Regions from separate parts of the Mus musculus genome. Here region 2 is linked to region 1. Evidence: chromatin loops called from intact Hi-C (ENCODE). Cell type or tissue: heart. All regions are shown on one strand.

Region 1 (2,500 bases):
AAACCAAGTTGTATTCTTTCTAGGAATAAAATAGAACACTCCTGTCTCCTTTTCAGCATGCGTTTTAGCGCTTTCAGTGCTCAGAGTACGGTCTAGTTTGTGACTCCTCTTCAAACTGTATAACTTCTTCCCATTTATGCACTATATGGATTTCAACCTCTGATCTCACTCTCCACACTGTTACCAATGCGGAGTTTCATGATAAGGGAAGTGCGTCTGATTTCACATACTTTAGCAACAAGTTCAATCTGCCTTCACAGTATTGGTGATGGAATTTCCACGTATAAGCATGTTTTCTTTGTTGCCTGATTATGACAAATACTATTTGACACCTTAGAGTGGATGAAATTCTTAGAAATACCCCCCTGAAAGCAGGGGTTGAAAACAGAAAACTTTTGAATATTAAAGCAGGGGTACCAGAAGGATGTAACTGGTTTGGTTGTTCCATGGCAGTGGACTGCAGCCCTCATGTTCTAACCAATGATGCCTATGGACACTATTGCATTCAGAAATGAGCCTTTGCAGACCTCCCTGAGCTAAGAGGTGGTCAGAATGGCTAGTTTCTTAACAAGAGACAAGAGTATGGGCTGGGATGGCTCAGAAGGTAAGAAGACCTATTACTTTTGCTTGAGGACTCACACTGGGTTACCAGCACCCATGCTGGGTGTCTCACACCCACCTGCAATGCTAGCTCCAGGTGAGCTGATGATTTGTCTGGATCACACAGATACCTGTGCCACACAGACACCTGTGCCACATAGACACCTGTGCCACACAGACACCTGTGCCACACAGACACCTGTGCCACATAGAAACCTGTGCCACATAGACACCTGTGCCACACAGACACCTGTGCCACATAGAAACCTGTGCCACATAGAAACCTGTGCCACATAGACACCTGCGCCACATAGACACCTGCACCACACAGACACCTGCACCACACAGACATCTTCACCATACAGATACCTGTGCCACACAGACACCTGCACCATACAGACACCTTCACCACACAGACACCTGTGCCACACAGACACCTGTGCCACACAGACACCTGTGCCACACAGACACCTTTACCACACAGACACCTGCGCCACACAGACACCTTTACCACACAGACACCTGTGCCACACAGACAACTGCGCCACACAGAGATCTGTGCTACACAGGTACCTGCAACGCTTAGACACAGGTGCCTGTGTAGCACAGGCACCTGTAACACTCAGACACACACACACACACACACACACACACACACACACACACACACACACAGAGTGAGAGAGAGAATTTAAAATAAATCTTTTAAATAAAAGAAAGGCAGGTCTCTTTGGATCCAGATGAGAGGAAGCACAGGGAAGGGGTTGACACGATAATGAAGCACGACTGAAATGCTGCAGCCAAGCCTAAGAGGGCAGGCATTGCCGCAGCCACCAGAGGCAGGGGCCAGGCAAAGGATTTCTGTGGAGTGTGGCCTTGGCAACCACATCTGAATGTCAGACCTCTTGCAGCAAGGACTGTGAAGGAACAAATCCCTGACATTGGTTTCTGTTGCCACAGACATAGGAGCCTAGTCTACCTGCTTCCCACACAGGCTTCTGTTTTAGGTATATCCCATGGGATCATTTGGAGCTTGAAGTTTAACTAGATACTTCTTGCTGATGAACAGTCTTCAACTTGTGTTCTAGTAGTATATCCCATTGCCTCTACCTTTGTAACAGTCTTATTTATGTGCCTTTGACAATGGGACTGCCCCACCTTGCAGACTGTAGAGTTTTCCCCATCCCACCTAGTCCTCAGAGGAAAGACAAACACTTTATACTTTGTTGTTTCACCAGAGCTTTCAGGCTTTGTATTTATATCATCAGGGAAAAGAATCATTTTATATACTATATAGCAATGTGCTAAATAGTAACAAGGACACAGTTCTTGCCCTCTCCCCCTCCCCCTCCCTCTGTCCCCCCCACCCCCACTCTCTCTCACAGAGGTCTGTGTTTGTCACTTTCTGTCACTCAGCGCTTGGCTTTGTTAGTTATCCAATGAGTTCCAGGTCCAACTGTCCGCTGAGGTTACAGATACCCCCACCTGCAGGAATGCTAAAGATCCCAACGACCACTCTGTTGAGTCATTTCCCAGGCCCGTAGGTTACAATTTCTAATGTCCCATAAATAATAACAACCATCGTTGTCTTCCATCTATAGGAAGCCTCTGAACTCTAGATGGCAAAACGGTCTCTACAATTTAATGATATAGCTTTAAGGTTGATTACAGGGCTCTTTAAGGTCACTTAAAGACTCTCTAATATACAGTGTGGGGGGGGGCACCTGTGTTTCCCTCAACAACATCCCACTGAGAGGGTTTTTTATAACTTCATAAGTGGAACGCTGAGCGGAGGGTTAAGTACCAAAATAAAACTGCATGCTCACTACCTGATTGATCCCTGGCCTTTCAAAGTTGTATTTCCACTTGAACTCAGTAGTGAGACCCCCGAACTCTAAAA
Region 2 (2,500 bases), 48 kb after region 1:
CAGGACAGCCACATCCCAGACCTGGCTGTACACTGTAGTGTAGCTCTTAGACATAGCACCAATCTATTCTGGGTTGAAACTGGCTTTTCTGCCTTAGTTTCTAAACCTATTTTAACTGTCCAATTGCAAAATAACACTTAAAGAAACTAAAAAGGTTTAAGCAAAATAGACATTTATTTATTTTAAAAACTGAAAATTCTAAGGGAAGAAGTAGAAAAAAGAAACCCAAACAAACAAACAAATTTGCCAAATCCGTAGAAAAACTCCCATTGGGCTTTTTAGCATCTCGACTTCTACCTTAGAGGCCACTCAGCAGCAGCAGGCTCACTGTGAGAAGACCTGCATTCCCAAAGCTGACATCAAAGCTTATGAGACACCCAACTGGCAGTTCCTAGGCCTTTGGTACTCTGAGTTGTTCCACTGCCTGCCCCTGCAGCAGTGAGACAGGGGATAGGGTTGAGCCCTGTGTCCGTCAGTCGCATACTCTGCCGCTGGTTCTACAAGTGGGATTAGTCACTGACTAGGAACATGGGGAATGAACTGAGGTTAGGATTCACTGAGCAAAGAGCTATGCGCTAGTGACACGCGGATGCTCCAAGATCACAAGGATTAGCTCATTCGTCCATCCCGTGACCAGCCTACAGTTTCTGAACTCTCATTCCTAACAGTTGGTAAACCCGGGTTCCTCTCTTGAGAATGACTGTTCCATGCTACTCCTAATATATGAAACTTTTGTTTTTAAAATAAACCAAAAAGTTTTTTGTTTATTTACAGATATCACTTGCATTTAATAAAATTTCAAGAAACACAAAGTTATAGGTAGTAAGTCCCCTTCTGTCCAAGATTCCTTTGTTCCCTGGAGAGGAGAGCTGTTAGGGGCTTCTCAAGTGCACTCCCAACCGTGCCTGCCGTGTGTTTACCATGTGTGTTTATACCTGCTGGCACACTTCCACTCACGCTTCCTCGTGTAAGTAAGCATTAGTGTAGCGCTTGTGAGCACGGATGTAGTCTACTAATCTATGAACCATCTGCTGCTTACTTTTTTCACTTACTGAGTCTGAAATTTGCTCAGATTAACAGCAAACTCCAGAGCTGGCAAATCCAGATTCAAGTCCAGCTCTGTCCCCTGAGTAACTGTGTAACCTTGAGCTAACTGACCACCTTCTCTGTGCCCCTATCCAACTAGCATAAGAACAACTCCATGTCTCATAGTGTTGTTGGGAGTACTAATTGAATTAGTGTTGAAAGAGCAATGTCTGCTCCAGGGAAGAGTTCTGATGTTGAATTTCCTACCCATCTACTCTGTAAAGGCTGTGTGCTTTCCATGGCTGCTTGGGGCATGCTGTCTTCTCTAAGCTCCATCTGTCTTCTATCACAGGCCAACCTTAGTAACCCTGCATGATAGTAACTTCTCCCTTATCCTGGGGTCTTTGTCACTTTGGGATGTTTTGTTATTGAGATAGCTTTTTAAAAATACTTATTCATTTTTATTTTATGTGTCTGAGTGTTTTTGCATACATGTATGTATGTGCACCATATGTATGCAGTGCCCACGGGGGCCAGAAGAGGGCGTTGGAATCCCTGAAACTGGCGTTGCAGTTGGTTTTGAGCAGCCATGGGGATTTGCTAGAAGAGCAGAAAGTGTTTTTAACCACAGAGCCATTTCTCCAGCCCAGAGATACCATTTTAAAATTATAATCTGTGACTGTTTTGTTTTGTTTTGTTTTGTTGAAACTAGGTTTTACCATGAAGCCCCCTAGCTGGCCAGGAACCCACTGTATAGACAAGTCTGGAATGGGACTCACAGAGGTTGGCCTGCCTCTGCCTCCCAAGTGCTGAGATTAAATGCATGTGCCACTGTGTCTAACCCTTTCTTAATGTAGTGTGTTTATTCTTTGAAGAGTCATAAACTAGATTTTCACCATATTCACTTCCCACTGTTCTTTTTAGCTCTTCTGAGGTCTACCTCCTACCTCCTCTCAGTTTCTTCCTTCCTTCCTCCCTCCCTTCCTTCCTTCCTCCCTTCCTTCCTTCCTTCCTTAATTCATTCATTCCTTTCTTTCTGCCTATGTACTAATGGATATGAGACTATCCACTGACCATGGTCATTCCTATAAACATTTTCCTTTCATAAATGTTACTCTATGCATGTGGAGGTCAGACGCAGCTTTCTAAGGTCAGTTCTCACTTTCTGCCTGTCTCTCTTGTTCCCCACTGTGATGCATCCTCCAGACTTGATGGCCCTGGAGCTCCCAGCTGGTTCTCCTGTCTCTGCCTCCCATCTCTCTATGGGGTGTTGGGATTATAGATGTGCATCACCTAATAGGGCTTTTTACCTGGGTCCCAGGGTCTCAAACTCAAGTTGCTGTGATAGGCATATATAACAATGCTTTTACTCATGAGCCTCCCTGGATGCTGAATTTTTTTTTATCATAGCTTTATTTTGACTCTTTATTGTGCCATTTGCTTCTTATATGTTTAATGATGTGTTTTTCAATGT

What was found. Hi-C counts contacts between places; a loop is a spot of excess contacts. Peaks named below come from ENCODE experiments on the same cell type or tissue, not always from the same donor. Only the 100,000 strongest peaks of a DNase experiment are listed, where the experiment ranks them.
Region 2: it touches region 1 in a loop (2.2-fold over the local background); 3 of 42 quality-filtered maps call a loop at or near these places.

What each region holds. Positions count from the first base shown.
Region 1 is chr3:135,692,167-135,694,666 of GRCm38, reverse strand. No RefSeq gene overlaps it. Among named protein-coding and RNA genes, the nearest start is that of Nfkb1, 1.9 kb to the right of the region's middle. In heart, a CTCF peak has its summit at 1,435; a DNase peak (open chromatin) is centred at 1,466; H3K4me3 peaks cover 510 bases; H3K27ac peaks cover 1,612 bases.
Region 2 is chr3:135,644,234-135,646,733 of GRCm38, reverse strand. The region is part of intron 6 of Nfkb1 (nuclear factor of kappa light polypeptide gene enhancer in B cells 1, p105); the gene reads left to right. Among named protein-coding and RNA genes, the nearest start is that of Gm46827, 37 kb to the right of the region's middle. In heart, a CTCF peak has its summit at 1,554 (motif pointing right); no DNase peak of the experiment used is centred here.